2 separate regions of the Homo sapiens genome follow, and region 1 is linked to region 2. Evidence: chromatin loops called from intact Hi-C (ENCODE). Cell type or tissue: PC-3. All regions are shown on one strand. Each heading gives the region's core, and the rest is flanking DNA. Links, peaks and the distances in the headings are about the cores only. Region 1 has its middle 61 kb from the start of KRTAP19-8. Region 2 has its middle 46 kb from the start of TIAM1-AS1.

Region 1 (8,519 bases), core at 2,584-5,083, 510 kb before region 2:
ATATGACTTTTGGCCATATAAAAGTCATATGGCTTTTATTGTTTTGAGATATATTCCTTCTATACTCAGTTTGTCAAAAGTTTTTATCATGAAGAGATGATAAATTTTATTGAATGCTTTTTCAGCATCTATGGTAATTATATGGTTTTTTGTTCTTGACTCTGTTTATGTGATGTATCATGTTTATTGATTTGCATATGTTGAACCATCCTTACATTCCTGGGGTACACATGATCATAATGAATGATCTTTGCAATGTGTTGTTGAATTTAGTTTGCTAGTATTCTGGTGAAGATTTCTACATGTATATTAATCAGGAATATTGGTCTGTCATTTTCTTTTTTTGTTGTCTCCTTATCTAGTTTTAGTATCAGATTAATGCTGAAATCACTTTGAATTAATTTTTATATATGGAGTGAGGTAAGAGTGCAACTACATTCATTTACACGTAAAAATCCAGTTGTCTCAGAACCATTTGTTGAAAAGACTACTCTTCCCCCACTGAAAGAACCTGGCACCTTTATCAAAAATCCATTCACCATAGATGTATGACTGTCAATTCCATTTTGGCCTATATGCCTATCTTTGTAAGTATCACATTGTTTTGATTACTATAACTTTGTATTAAGTTTTGAAATCCAGAAGTGTTAGCTTTCCAATTTTATTCTTTTTTTTTTACTTTTATTTTAGGTTCAGGGGTACATGTCCAGGTTTGTTACATACATATATTGAGTGGCATGGGGGTTTGGTGTACAGATTATTTCAGCACCCACATAATAAGCACAGTACCCAATAGGTAGATTTTTAAATTATTTTTCTTTTTCAATATTGTTTTTGCTATTTAGGGGCACTGTGCAATTACGTATGATTTAACAATTGGCTTTTTCACTTCTGCAAATAAGGCTGCTGGGGAAACTATTTTTCAATAACTAAACTGAAAAGATCTTAACACCTAATGCAACTTTTTTCCAGATACTTATAAGTTTTCTGGAAAACCTAGTGACTGTACATGAAGAATCAAGTTAATCAGAGAGCAGATACTACCCGTGACAAAATGTCTAAGTAATGAGACTATTCCTGCTCAGGAAATAAAAGCGAAAAAAAAAAAAAAAACCTGTCTCATTTACATGTTCAATCAATCCAATCAATCACCAGTGTTTATATTTCTATTAAACTTCCGTAAAAGCCCAAAGCAGAGTTTCATTTTTACTTTTTAAAATTCTAGTATCTTTGCTAAAAACAATGCCTACGAAATAATGTCTTTGGGAAGGATGTCACCCAAGCCGATACAACCAAATAAGTTTTGATCCCAAAAGTGGTCCCATGGGGAAGAAAGTATATTCCCAAAGAGGATGATTTTACCCAAAAATTCTCTACGGCAACTGCTGCGCTCAGAATAGGCTTAACACATGCATACATACATACATCCACACATCTACACACACGCATTCTAATTCCAATCCGGTCACATCTTGGTTTGGAGTGAAATTTTTTACAAGCATATTAGCTACTTGTTTATTGTTTCCTACATCAGCTTTGTTGTCTTATATATGAGACTCTGTTTCCAATCAGCTTGTTTCTGCACAGGCCTTCAGAGCGCCCAGCACAGCCCCAAGCTCCTGTGGCAGCCTCACCAGCTCATCTGTTCTACCTGCAGCCTTAGCTTGTTCTGCACCAAGGCAACAGTTTTTGTGAATCAGAGTTTGAAAGCCTGAGAAATGGCCGTGCGTGTTGGCTGATGCCTGTAATCCCCGCACTTTGGGAGGCCGAAGTGGGCGGATCACGAGGTCAGGAGATCGAGACCATCCTGGCTAACACGGTGAAACCCTGTCTCTACTAAAAATACAAAAAAAGTTAGCTAGGCATGGTGGTGGGCGCCTGTAATCCCAGCTACTGGGGAGGCTGAGGCAGGAGAATGGCGTGAACCCGGGAGGCGGAGCTTGCAGTGAGCTGAGATCGCGCCACTGCACACCAGCCCGGGCGACAGAGCGAGACTCCCTCTCAAAAAATAAAAGAAAGAAAGCCTGAAAAATCCAGCCCCACCGTGTGTTATCTCTACGTCACCCCGGGTGTGTTAGCCAGGGTCCTCTAGAGGGACAGAACTAATAGGATAGATGTATATACACAGGGGAGTTTATTAAGGAGTATTGACTCACATCATCACAAGGTGAGGTCCCAGAACAGGCCATCTGCAAGCTGAGGTGGCAAGGAAGCCAGTTCAAGTCCCAAAGCTGAAGAACTTGGAGTCTGATGTTTGAGGGCAGGAAGCATCCAGCACGGGAGAAAGATGGAGGCCAGAAGAGTAAGCTAGTCTAGTCTTTCCATGTCCTTCTGCCATTTTTTATTCTGGCCGAGCTAGCCCCTGATTAGATGGTGCCCACCTAGATTGAGGGTGGGTCTGCCTCTCCCAGTTCACTGACGCAAATGTTAATCTTTTCTGGGAACACCCTCACAGACACACCCAGGAATAATACTTTGCATCCTTCAATCCAATCAAGTTGCCACTCAGTATTAACCATCACACTGGGTCATAACCCAAAATGTAGTTCCCCGCAATCATCTGACACCTCCTCTCTCCTTGTGTTCCTTCTGCTCTGTGCCCTTTGCTTCTCTTCCTCCCAAATCATCCCCTTGTGCCCTCTAGGACGTTCAAACCCTGATGAAAGGCCGGCTCCATCCTCAGGCTTCATCACATCACTCACTTCCATATTGCAGCTTCCTGGGTTTGCACCCAATTGAGTAAAGCCCAGCACACACATCTACATTCCAGTTGCAAGGGGTGTGTGGGAGGGCTGGGAAAGGAAGCTGACCAGATTTTACCTTTAGAAAGCAGGACAATGCTCCCGAGGTGAGACGCTATCTATGCAAGGAGGGTGTTCAACATTTGGACAGCCACGGCTGGAAGATGTCCACTACCCAGGTTTTCATAGTCATAGGCAAGGGGAAGTTGTGGCAGTGGAGGATTCAAGATAATTTTTTTTATTTTTTTTTATTTTTTTGAGACAGGGTCTTGCTCTGTCACCCAGGCTGGAGTGCAGTGGTGCGATCTCAGCTCACTGCAATCTCCACCTCCCGGATTCAAGCCATTCTCCTGCCTCGGCCTCTCGAGTAGCTGGGATTATAGGTGCCCACCATCACGCCTAGCTAATTTTTGTATTTTAGTAGAAATGGGGTTTTGCCGTGTTGGCCAGGCTGGTCTCGAACTCCTGACCTCAAGTGATCCGCCCTCCTCAGTCTCCCAAATTGCTGGGATTACAGGCGTGAGCTACTGCACCCGGCCTAAATTTTACAGGAAGCAGGACTCAGTGATGGATTGGATGTGGACTACAGAGAGAGATGACTAGTTTTCCAGCCTGAGCAACCTGAGAGAAGGTGAGGCCATTTACTGAGATGACGGAAGAAGATAAAGTGAAGGTGGAAATGATAAGTTCAGTTTGGGACATATTGGCCTTGAGGGGCTTTGTAAATTTTCAGGTTCTGAGGCTCCAGTGGTGGCAGCAGCAATCACCCGTGGCCTTGTGTGTGGCACCCAGCATCTGTTCTAATTCCATCCATCACCAGCTGATTCTCATTTCCCAAGCCTTTGTTCAGGCTATCGAACTCCAGGGATCTGAGTTACCCTCTCCTATTCCTAAACACTGTCCCCAGCCAAACCCCACTTAACCTAATTACTAGGCATGTGAGCCTGGGCAAACCGCTTCACTGCTCTAGGCCTCGGTTCCTCATCTGTAAAATGAGAGGGTTACAAAATATGACGTCCAAGGGTCCTTCTACGTCCATTCTGGTTCTAAATAAAATGCGGCACTTTGCTGATCCACCGCGAGAGGGCACCAGAGAAACGTCCTCGCACAGGACCGCGCTGAAAGTGCCCCGAACCAGCCAGGCACGGTACCAGGCGGGATGCTGTGAGGGAGGTGGAAATAAGGTGGAACGCCATCCTTCCGCATCCTTCCGCATCCTTCCTACTCGGGCAAACCCTTAGATCTGGGAAAAACGTTCGATAAGCAGCAACCGCAGCCAACATTCTATTTATCCCCTTTATTTCTTTATCAAGACAAAAATCATTCTCCGGCTCTTCACTGCCAGAACCTGTTCGTTAAATGCACGAATTTTCAAGGTAAATTAGATCCAACTGGCACATTACAATCACCTGGATGCTCTTAAATACACCGATGCTCCGCTCCCAACCCAGAGCAGCGTGAGGGGCCACAGCCCTCCCTTTAGCTAAAAGATGAACTTGGGACAGATTCCTGCTTGGGACGGGTTCCTGCTCATCTCCCACTCCTGGACCCCGGAAACTCACAGCCTGGTTGCTAAGTCAGATTTAACTCCTTTGTGGACATTGCCAAAAAAGCTTGAGACGATCCTACAGGTCTCCAGCAGGGAGCACGGGGGTACACGTCATACCCTCAAAGCTGGGTCGGCAAAAAGCCCTTGATGCGTGGCGAGCTTGCTCTGTTATCCTTACTACGAGAAGCAGAGTGGCATCTTGCTCCTTGGATTTCTAGCATACAGTCCTGTTATGATAGCTAATCGATAAACTGTCTGGCTTGGAAATGCACGGTCTTCCAGTCTTTCCCTCTGTGTGCGGTCTAATCCCGGTCATGAACACGAAACACAAAAGCTGCTGTTTGTGGTGTGAGCCACACCTTCCTCCCTCACCTCTAAGATGGTGAGAAAAGATAAGCTTATCCGCCCAATTCATCTGACAGGGTTTGGGAGGACCAGATACATGTATAGGTACATGTTCTGAAGTGTATAATACAAATGCAATCTCCAGGTGGAATTATTTTAAAGGTGTGATTAATTTTACTGTTGATAATATAATTATACAAGGGTGTCATTGTTTTCAAGGTAACGTTCACATCACAGTGTTTTATTTACAATAGCTAAAATGTAAATGATCTAAATATCCAACATTATCAAATATCAAGTTGAGACCCTCCCTTTGTTAGCAAGTATTTGAGGACCTATAGCGTGTTAGTCTGTTTTTGCATTGCTATAAAGGAATATCTTGGCCAGGCTCAGTGGCCCACACCTGTAATCCCAGCATTTTGGGAGGCCAAGGTGGGCGGATCACGAGGTCAGGAGTTCAAGACCAGCCTGGCCAATATGGTGAAACCCTGTCTCTACTAAAAATACAAAAATTAGCTGGGCATGTGGCGCATACCTATAGTCCTAGCTACTTGGCAGGCTGAGGCAGAAGAATCGCTTGAACCCAGAAGGCAGAGGTTGCAGTGAGCCGAGATCATGCTACTGCACTCCAGCCTGGGTGACAGAGTGAGACTCTGTCTCAAAAAACAAAAACAAAAAAGAAAAAGAAAAGGAATACTTGAGGCTGGTAATTTATAATAAAAGAGGTTTAATTGGCTCATGGTTCTGCAGGTTGTACAAGCATGGCTCCAGCGTCTGCCTCTGGTGAGGCCTCAGGAAGCTTCTAATCATGGCAGATGGCGAAGGGAGAGAAGGTGATGTCACATGGCAAGATCCAGGGTTGCCGGGAGGTTCCAGACTTTTATACAACCAGGTCTCACGTGAACTCACCGAGCAAGAACTCACTTATCACCTGGGGATGGTGCGAAGCCATTCACGAGAGACCTGCCCCCGTGATCAAATCACCCCCACCAGGCCTCACCTCCAGTACTGAGAATCACATTTCAACATGAGATTTGGAGGGGGCACACGTCCAAACTCTATCATTTGGTGTGTCATCCCAAAGGGAATCTTTGTAACCATTAAAAAGTATGTTATAGGAAGATGCTTAATGATAAGGGGAACTACTCATGATGGATAATAAATGAAGGCAGATAGTACAATAAGGTACAATATGATTCTATTTAAATATGCATTTATATATGTGTATAAGTTAGACACGTGTATACATATGAAAATATAGGAGCAATACCCAAATGTTAGCAATGGTTATGTAGAGGCAAACCGGATCTGCCATATATGGGTGGCTTCTTGTGTCATTTACAGACAGAAGAACAGCTAATATGACAACTAAGTGGGTTTCCCTCCATTTAAATTTATTACTAATTAAATTGTGACCAGGTACAATGGCTCATGCCTGTAATCCCAGTACTTTGGGAGGCCAAGGCAGGAGGACTGCTTGAGGCCAGGAGTTTGAGACCAGCCTGGGCAATACAGTGAGATAGTTTCACTACAAAGAATCTTTTTAAAATCAGCCAGGCATGGTGGCATTTTCCTAGCTACCTGGGGTGGTGGGGCAGTGAGGGGAGTGGGGTTGGGGGGAAGTGGAAGGCTGAGGCAGGAGGATCATTTGAGCCCAGGAGTTTGAGGTTACAGTGAGCTATGATCACTCCACTGCACTCCAGCCTGGGTGACAGAGTGAGACTCTCTTTAAAAAAAAAAAAAAAGTGTGTGTCTGTGTATAAATGTGTGTGTATATGTATATATAAGCTATAAAAATTTGAACTTACATTAATTTTGGAATTTAAAAAACAAAAGAATAATTCAAGCAAATGTACTTCAAAGAATGAAGGACTTTTCAGTTTTACAGCTCTGAAAATCCTCATGTTGCATCTTGCTTTTCCATTCCTATTTCAAATACTGAACTCCTTTCTAGCTCAGAAAAACAATTATTTTGCCTGTACCTATCTTAGATTCTCTGGCTGGTTCTCTAGCCCTGTAACTTAGACTAACAAAAGACAAGTTAACAAAAGAAAATATACAGATGTATTAGATAATGGTTTTATGTGAAACGAGATCCTTCATTAGGAAATAAAGACCTAAAGAAATAGTTAATTCTAAGTATTTTTTTATATATACTAGGTTTGATGAAGAGTAGTACCTGGGGTTTGGGGTTTATATGGGTACAGGATAGCGGGAGGTGGCAGGCCAAATGGCGACATCTGGGTGTGAAAACAGGAATGTCCCCATTTAGGGCTGCAGGTTTCCAGGCCTGGGGGTGGGGCCTTTGCCAGGGAACTGCCCTCTTCTACCCAGTATTTCCCTGTCTCCTGTCTGTGTATCAGCTTGTTCAGAAGCCCATCACCTTCTCAGGAAGTTCTTGGAGGAGGAAGATAAAACAGCTCTCAGGGAACAGGAATGCTAATGACAGGTGTATATCAGGGGCAGCTCATACACTTGTATCTGCCAGATTATAAGCACCTTTAAGCAGAAATCATGCTTATCCATATTATGCCCCCCACCTCTTATGTATAATAGGTGCTCAATAAATGTTACATGGATACGTTTCTCAAATCACCAAGGTAAATTAGATCTAAATATTTTCAATCCAATTACAAGACAGAGAAGGAAAAAAGGACTAAGTTTCTTGTTAGTCATCAATATTGACCAATAGTTCACTGTTCTACTGGCACATTAAAATCACCTGGAGGAAGCTTTTAAATACAGTGGACTCTGGAACAACATAGAAGTTAGGGACAACCCCCCATGCAGTCAAAAATTCATGTGTAACTCTTGACTTTCCAAAGACTTAACCATTCATAGCCTATTGTTGACCAAAAGACTTACCAATAACATCAAGTCAATTAACACATATTTTGTATGTTATATGTAGTATACACTGTATTCTTACAACAGAATAAGCTGAAGAGAAGAAAATGTTATTAGGAAAATAATAAAGAAAGAAAATATATTTACTATTCATTAAGTGGAAGTGAATTACCATAAAAGTCTTCATCCTTGTCATCTTCATGTTGAGTAGGCTGAGAAGGAGGAGGAAGAGGAGGGGTTAGTCTTGCTGTCTCAGGGGTGACAGAGACAGAAGAAGATCCACGAATATGTGGATTCACACAGTTCAAACTTGTGTTGTTCAAGGGTTAAGGTATGATGATGCTCTGATCTCAACCCCAGAGATTGTGATTTTCTTAGCATGAGGAGGGAGGGTCTTGGCATCAGTATATTTTCAAAGCTACTCAGGCTTGAGCATATACAACTGATGTGTATGATTTCCTAATTTCACTGTCCCTCAATACCACCAGAAGAAAACATCAGCTACCTGGAAGCCAAATGGAGGCCATGTCATATTCTGAGCATCTGTCTACATGCACATTAAGCTATCATGTGCTTCCCTTAGACAAAAGATTGCACCTCTTCTGCAATTGCAGGAAACCCCAAGTGAAAAGGTCCTAATGAGCACAACAGGGAAAGAGCAAGGGTGGGACCTTCCAGTTACCGAGTCCCTCACTATCTATGCATCACTGCCCGCTCCTTGCTCCTAAAGACCTAGGAGTTCCTCCCACTGCCCCTCCTCTTCACCACTGCCACATCCCAAGTGTGGCTATCAGTTATTAGTAGCAGAGACACTGAGTACATATCTATGGAACTTTATTACTCTTCACTTTATTGCTGTCCCAGAAAATATCTATGGAAACTTATTTACTCTTCACTTTATTACTGTCCCAGGAAACAAGCATAAACAAGTACCTGTGTATACGTGTGTGCAACTGAAATTTCTATGAGGAAACAGGAACTAAAAATAATAACGAACACAGGAAGTAAAAATAGTATCATGAAATCTCAATGTTAAG
Region 2 (8,519 bases), core at 2,980-5,479:
TCCCCAACTGCGACCAACCAGGATATCCCGTTAGGCTTGCAAGAGCACTCCCAAAGTGGCCAACTGTTGTGGGTTGAATTGGGCCTCCCAAAAACATAAGTTGAAGTTCTAACATGCACGGAGGGAAGAGGATATGAAGAGACACAGGGAGAAGGCAGCCATCTGACACAAGCCGAGGAGAGGGGCCTGGAACAGATCCTTCCCTCACAGCCTCTGGAGGAGCCAGCTTGGGATCTTGATGTTGGACTTCTGGCATCCAGGACTGTGCGAGAATACATTGCTATTGCTTAAGCCACTCAGTTTATGGTGTCACAGTGGCCCTAGCAAACCAACACAGATTTTGGGACTGGTACCTGTGCATTTGGCCTTTTTTGGAAATAGGTCCATTGCACATGTAAATAAAATGTATGTTAAGATAAGGTCATTCTGGAATAGGATGGGTCCTTATAAAAAGAGAAGAGGCCGGGTGTGGTGGCTCATGCCTGTAATCCCAGTACTTTGGGAAGCTGAGGTGGGTGGATCACTAGAGCCCAGGAGTTCAAGTCCAACCTGGGTAACATAGTGAGACCTTGTCTTTTTTCTTTTTTTTTTAATTTTTTTAAATTTTTTTTTAGACAGAGTCTTCCTCTATTGCCCAGGCTGGAGTGCAGTGGCGTGATCTTGGCTCACTGCAACCTCTGCCTCACGGGTTCAAGTGATTATTTTGCCTCAGCCTCCTCAATAGCTGGGATTACAGGCACATGCCACCACGCCCTGCTAATTTTTCTATTTTTAGTAGAGATGGTGTTTTGCCATGTTAACCAGGCTGGTCTCGAACTCCTGACCTTAAGTTATCCACCCATCTCGACCTCCTAAAGTGCTGGGATTATAGGTGTGAGCCACCGCACCTGGCTGAGACTTCATCTTTAAAAAAAAAAAAAAAAAAATTAGCCAAGCATGGTGGCATGTGCCTGTAGTCCCAGCCACTCAAAAGGCTAAGGTGGGAGGATCCCTTGAGCCAGGGAGGCAGAGGCTGCAGTGAGCTGTGATTGCACCACTGCACTCCAGCCTGGGTGACAGAGGAAGATCCAGTCTCAAAAGAAAAGAAAGCAAAAGAAAAGAAATACTTCCCACGTATATGTCAACTCCTTTCTCCCTTGTCTTTCTCAGCTGAAGAGAGTGGACAGTGAAACACTAATTCCAAGCCTCCTTTGAAGCTAGGTGTGACCATGTGATGCAGCTTTGAGATGTAGGCAATGAGATATCAGTTGAAAGCCCTGGGAAGCTTTCTTTTCCTGAATATAAAGGCAAATGCTTAAGAGGAGAAGGTTTTTGCTCTCTGTCCTTTGCCATGCCTCATTTTTCACACCTGGAATATGGATATGATGGTTTAAGGTACTGCAGCTATTCAGTGTCAGGAGAAGAAAATGACAGGCTGGGCGTGGTGGCTCACGCCTGTAATCCCCCACTTGGGGAGGCCAAGGCGGGCAGATCTCCTGAGGTCAGGAATTTAAGACCAGCCTGGCCAACATAGCAAAACCCCGTCTCTACTAAGAATACAAAAATTAGCTGGGTATGGTGGCGTGCACCTGTGATTCCAGCTATGTGGGAGGCTGAGGCAGGAGAATCACTTGAACCCGGGAGGTGGAGGTTGCAGTGAGCCGAGATCGAAATTGCGCCACTACACTCCAGCCTAGGGGACAGAATGAGACTCCGGAGTCCAAAAAAAAAAAAAAAAAAAAAAGCAGCAGCAGCAGCAGCAGAAGAAAACTGGATGCTAAAGAGAGGGAAAGGAGGCAGGGCGGGGCGCAGTGGCTCAGGCCTGTATTCCCAGCACTTTGGGAGGCCAAGGAGGGTGGACCACAAGGTCAGGAGTTCAAGACCAGCCTGGCCAACATGGTGAAACCCCGTCTCTACTCAAAATACAAAAATTCCCTGGGTGTGGTGGCGCGTACCTGTAATCCCAGCTACTCAGGAGGCTGAGGCCAGAGAATCGCTTGAACCCAGGAGGTGGAGGTTGCAGTGAGCCGAGATTGTGCCACTGCACTCCAACACTCCAACCTGGACAACAAGAGTGAGACTCTGTTTAAAAAAAAAAAAAAAAATGGAGAGAGATAGAGAGAGAGGGAAAGGAAAAGAGAAGGGTTCCATCAGCAGCTGCAGCAGTCCTTGGTTACCTGCTCCTGGATTGCTTGTTACATGCTTAAGCCATTGTTTTTTGTGTTTCCTGCTGCTCACGGCTAGAAGCTATTCCAATGGACATATGTTAGATAAATCAATTTGTAGCAGGTTGAATGATTGAAACCAAGGGATTTAATCAGAGCTGGTTTCATAGGGGTGTGACCAGTGCAGTCACACAGGGCCCCACATTCAGAAGGGCATATGCTTGACTTAAACCTCCACTGTCTCCACTTTGCCTGCATTTTCATTTTGCACTGGGCCCTATAAATTATGTAGCCAGCCAGTCCTGGGTTTAATGAATCAGTAGGATCCTAAATGAAATTGGTAAATGATCAATAAGCTCTGTCCTCAAAGTTGACCATTCGACATTTTTATTAAAGTCACAGAAGAGGACATAGAAGACACTATCAGATTTGTAAGTAGCACAAAATTTGATAAATGGCCAGTTAGTTAGATGACACATTTAATATTTTTTTAAAAATCTGAATAGTCAGGAAACTCAAATCTAAAAGAAGACATCTAACAAGAGATAAATGAGAACCCCTGTATTTGGATTTATTGTTTTTTCAAACACAAGGGCAGAACAGTTCATGTGGAAGGAGCTTTGTTGTAGGGTCAGGGGGTTGGGGTCTTGCAATTGCAACACTATGTGTCTCAAGTAAATCACTCCTTCTTTGGGTCACAATGCCTTCATTTGCATGCTAAGGGGTTTAGGTGGGTGATATAGGATCAGTCGCACGATTCTAAGTGAGCGATTGCCCTGGATTTGAAAATCTTGCCATATAGTGATACTTGGTAATAATATTTCATGTAGGAAGGAGTCATGTATATATCGTCTTAAAACTTGGAGCTGGTTGGTATCAGGTGAGTGGGTTAGGATTGATACCCCCCGGCCTTTTACCCTAGTGACACACACACACACACACACACACACACGTACAATATTAATGTGCATATAATAGTTATAACTGAAGATATCATATATATGATTTATAAGTCATTTTATTTTTATCACATTTTATTATAGTCACCCAGAATATACATTATCAAATAAAGGTTTGTATATAATACACTCCTAATGAGAAAAACTCATGTAATATTACCCTAACATTTATTGTTTAAAATTGATGTAATATTTTTCTAACATTCAAAAACCTGTTGGAATTTGGGTTGTCTTTTTGCCCATTTGTGGACATCAGAAATTGCCTTGTGTGTTACAATTGCTAATGATGTTAATACTACTTGTGGAGCATACCAGGACTGGGAAAGATTGGTTGTACAAAAATACAAGGAAAACATTCATCATTCATTTTTTTCTCATCATCATACTCCCCAACCCCACAAGAAATCAAGCCTCAATTGTCATGGAATTATTGGCTAGTGACCAGCAATAAAAGAGTGAAACAATTAAATAGAATCCAGTGCCCCCAGGCTTGTGCTATTAACATCAAAAGAGAACTTGGCTGGGTGTGGTGGCTCACGCCTGTAATCCCAGCACTTTGGGAGGCTGAGGCAGGGGGATCACCTGAGGTCAGGAGTTCGAGACCAGCCTGGCCAACATGGTGAAACTCCATCTCTACCAAAAATACAAAAATTAGCTGGGCATGGTGGTATGCGCTTGTAATTCCAGCTACTAGGGAGGCTAAAGCAGGAGAATTGCTTGACCCCAGGAGGTGGAGGTTGCAGTGAGCTGTGATTGTGCCACTGCACTCCAGCCTGGGAGACAGAGGGAAACTGTGTCTCAAAACAAAATAAAACAAAACCAGAACTCACCTCCTTTTCTTATTGCAACAATTAAATGAGATGATTCAAGCAAAGTGCTGGGTGCAAGGTAAGCCCTCAGTAAATGAATTCTTATAATCATGCCTCCACCTCATGGGCAAAACTACCAGCTAAATCCTTTTCAGTGTCAAAGAAATGAAATTCAAGGAAACTAAATCAATTAGAGCCAGACAGGAGGCTACCCGTCTTTGAACCGAAACAAGAGGAACAAGGCCAGGGTGGGAAAGAAGGCCAGGGGTGTAAACTTCGTTTCCATTTACACTAGAGTTACCTACAAAATGAAATTCTCCCAATGTCAAAACAACAGTGAGGTGGTGGCGCCACCTGCTGGTCACTAAGACACAGTTCTGTGGCAACTGAGGCTTGATCTCTTAGTGGTTGTGAGGAGGAGAAAATGAATGATGAATGATTTCCTTGTATTTTTGTACAACCAATCTTTCCAGGCCCTTTTGTGCTCAGCAGGTAGTAATAACATTGTTAGCAATTTTAACACACAAAGCAATTTCCGATGTCCACAAACGGGTAATTTTGCACTTAGATGATACTAGGGAAAACACACAAGCCTTGTTTTCGTAGGACAGCCTGGTCGAAAGAAAATGGATTTTGTAGTTCATCCCAAGTTCTAATTCCAGCGCAGCCACTTGCCGGGTGGTCTTGGGTGAATTACTTAACCACCCTTAGCCTTTTTTTCTCTGCTGTAGAGTGACTAACAGAGCCTTCGAACAGGGTCTGGGTAGACTTGGGGGCGGTGGAGAGTATCTCGAAGACTTTCCAAAGGCTTCGAAAGCACATGGGTGGTTTTAAGAGAAGCAGTGTGCAGATTCCCAACCTCCACTTTCTCCCTGATACGGTTTGGAACTGTGATCTCACCCAAATCTCCTGTCGAATGGTAATCCCCAGTGTTGAAGGTGGGCCTGGTGGGAGGCGATGGGATCTTGGGGGTGGATTTCTCATCAGTGGCTTAGCTCCATCCCCTTGGTGCTGTTCTCCTGACGGTGAGTGTGTCCTTGCGAGACCTGGTCGTTTAAAAGTGTGTGGCGCATCCTCCTTCGCTTTCTGTCTTGCTTCTGCCATGTAAGACGAGCCTGCTCCCCCTTTGCATCCACTATGAGTAAAAGTTTCCTGAGGCCTCCCCAGAAGCAGAAGCTGCCATGCTTCCTGTACGGCCTGCAGAACTGTGGGCCACTTAAGCCTCTTCTCTTTTTTTTTGAGACAGAGTTGCACTCTGTCGCCCAGGCTGGAGTGCAGTGGCAAGATCTTGGCTCACCACAACCCCCCCTTCCTGGGTTCAAGAGATTCTCCTGCCTCAGCCTCTTGAGTAGCTAAGATTACAGGCGTGCGCCATGATGCCCTGCTAATTTTTTTTTCTTTTTTTGAGACAGAGTCTTGCTCTATCGCCCAGGCTAGAGTGCAGTGGTGTGATCTCGGCTCACTGAAACCTCTGCCTCCCAGGTTCGAGCAATTCTCCTGCCTCAGCCTCCCAAGTAGCTGGGATTACAGGCACCCGCCATTGCGCCTGGCTAATTTTTGTATTTTTAGTAGAGACGGGGTTTCACCATGTTGGCCAGACTGGTCTTGAACTCCTGACCTCAAGCGATCTGCCCACCTCGGCCTCCCAGAGTGCTGGGATTACAGGTGTGAGCCACCGCGTCCTGCCTCGAGCTGGTTTTTAGACTTCATGATCCTTCCTCCCCTTTACTGGAGGAACGCATGCCAGTCACTTGCTCTCAGTTTTACTAAAGTTCACTTTCTTCCCAGGTAACCCCTGGGGACTAAACAAAGGCACAAATGGAAATACCTGTGCAGGGGATGAAAATGTGAATGACTAATAATAGGGTAACAAGCCCTGATGAGTCATTTTATTTCCCAAGCATTGTTTTACCCCAAATTGAAGGAAGACCTAATTGAGTTTCCTACTATTTAAAGTATTGAAAGTTATTTCACTAAATGATTTCTGACATATAATACTGAAGGAATTCAAAGGATTGATTAACGTCACTGTAATAAGCCTCTTTCCAGACCATCTCTTGATTTACGACAGGCTGGTTTCTCAGAGCATACATCTTTTTAAAATTATTATTAAATAATTATAGATTCACTGGAAATTGCAAAGATAGACAGGACTGATGTACCCTTCACCTAGTTTTCTGCAATGACTAATCTTATCAAAGGAGAATAGCAAAACCAGGAAATTGACATTGGTATGACATATGTGTGTAGTTCTGTGTCATTTGCTTACATGTGTAGATTCACATAAGGCATGGTGGCTCATGGCTGTAATCCCAGCACTTTGGGAGCCCAAGGCAGGCAGATCGCCCGAGGTCAGGAGTTCGAAATCAGCCCATGGTGAAACCCCGTCTGTACTAAAAATATGAATATTAGGTGGGCATGGTGGTGTGCGCCTGTAATCCAGCTACTCAGGAGGCTGAGGCAGGAGAATAGCTTGAACCCAGGAAGTGGAGGTTGCAGTGACCTGAGATCACGCCACTGCACTCCAGCCTAGGTGACAGAGCAAGACTCCATCTCAAAAAAAAAAAGAAGATATGGAATGATTTCATCTAAAAGATCTCCCTCGTGGTGCCCCTTTATTGCCACACCCACCCCATGCCCCCACCATCCCTCACCCCTGGCAACTACTGATTTGTAATCCATCTCTATAATGTTGTCATTTCAAGGACATTATAAAAATAGAATTATACATATATGCAACTTTTTTTTGAGACAGGGTCTCACTCTGTTGCCCAGGCTGGAGGGCATTGGAGCAATCTTGGCTCACTGCAGCCTCCAACTCCTGGCCTCAAGCAATCCTCCTCCTTCAGCCTCCCAAGTAGCTGGAACTACAGGCACACGCCACCACGCCTGGCTAATTATTTTATTTTTTGTAAAGATGGGGTCTTACTTTGTTGCCCAGGCTTGTCTTGAACTCATAGGCTCAAGTAGTCTCCTGCCTTGGCCTGCCAAAGTGCTGGGATTATAGCCATGAGCCACCCCACCACCTGCAACTTTTTGAGATTGGCTTTTTTCAACCTTCATAATGCTCTTGAGATCCATCCAAGTTGTTGCAGGTATCTATGGTTCTTTTTTTATAATGCTGAGTAGCTTCTCACAGGGCATACCTCTTTATGTATAAAAAATGAGGATAGGCTGGGTGCAGTGCCTCACACCTGTAATCCCAGGATTTTGGGAGACCGAAGCGGGCGGATGGCTTGAGATCAGGAGTTCGAGACCATCCTGGCCAACATGGTGAAACCCTGTCTCTACAAAAAATTAGGCGTGATGTCATGTGACTATAGTCCCAACTACTTGGGAGGCTGAGGTGAGAGGATCATTTGAGCCAAGGAAGTCGAGTCTGCAGTGAGCCGAGATCATGCCACTGCACTCCAGCCTGGGTGACAAAGTGAGACCCTGAAGAAAAAAAAAAAGAAATAAATAAAGAAAGAAAGAGAGAGATGGACAGAGAGAAAGAAAGAAAGAAAGACAGAAAGAAAGAAAGAAGAAAGAGAGAGAGAGGGAGGGAGGGAGGAAGGGAAAAGAAAGGAAAAGAAAGAAAAGAAAGAAGGAAAGAAAGACAAGAAAATAAAGAAAAAAAACTAAGGAGTGCTGGGATTACAGGCATTAGCCACCTTGCCAGGCCCACAATCTTTTATCTTAACCTGAACATTCCCTTTATTTATTTATTTATTTATTTATTTTTCATTTTTTTGAGACGGATTCTCGCTCTTGTCACCCAGGCTGGAGTGCAATGGTGCGATCTCAGCTCACTGCAAACTCCACCTCCCAGATTCAAGAGATTCTCCTGTGTCAGCCTCCCGAGTAGCTGGGATTACAGGCGACCGCGACCACGCCCAGCAAATTTTTGCTTTTTTAGTAGAGACGGGGTTTTGCCATGTTGGCCAGGCTGGTCTCGAACTCCTGGCCTCAGGTGATCTGCCCAATTCTGCCTCCCAAAGTGCTAGGATCACAGGCACAAGCCACCGCGCCTGGACTGAAAATTCCCTTTCTAGCAATCCCAGGTCTTTAGACAAACTCAACCAATTGTCAACCAGAAAATGCTTAAATTCACCTGGAGGCGCCCCCCCACTTCATCCCCTGCTTTGAGTTGTCCCTCTTTTCTGGGCCAGACCAATGAATTCAATGAATTTCTTAAATGTATTTGATTGATGTCTCATGTCTCTCTAAAATGTATAAAACCAAGCTATGCCCCAACCATCTTGGTCACATGTTCTGAGGACCTCCTGAGGGCTGTGTCACAGGCCACGGTCACTCATATTTGGCTCAAAATAAATCTCTTCAAATATTTTACAGAGTTCGACTCTTTTCCTCGACAATAGTAAACACTGTAATATATTTTTGTTGTTTTAATCAATTGTATACTACTGATTATAATTATAAATTCATTCAAATTAAAGGATCTTATAATTTTATAATCAAAGGAAATTGAAAATATTTAAATATACATATATAATATAAATGAATATTTGGCCAGGTGTGGTGGCTCGTGCCTGTAATCCCAGCACTTTGGGGGACAGATTACCTGATATAAGTCATGAATCCTGGTCTTTATTTAAGGTATGTTT

The links. Peaks named below come from ENCODE experiments on the same cell type or tissue, not always from the same donor. Only the 100,000 strongest peaks of a DNase experiment are listed, where the experiment ranks them.
Region 1: a loop joins it to region 2, with 11 times the contacts of the local background. A loop is called at or near these places in 76 of 110 quality-filtered maps.

The regions. Positions count from the first base shown.
Region 1 is chr21:31,094,907-31,103,425 of GRCh38, forward strand. No RefSeq gene overlaps it. Among named protein-coding and RNA genes, the nearest start is that of KRTAP19-8, 61 kb to the left of the region's middle. In PC-3, for the core only: a CTCF peak has its summit at 3,814 (motif pointing right); a DNase peak (open chromatin) is centred at 3,815.
Region 2 is chr21:31,600,525-31,609,043 of GRCh38, forward strand. No RefSeq gene overlaps it. Among named protein-coding and RNA genes, the nearest start is that of TIAM1-AS1, 46 kb to the left of the region's middle. In PC-3, for the core only: a CTCF peak has its summit at 4,273 (motif pointing left); a DNase peak (open chromatin) is centred at 4,267.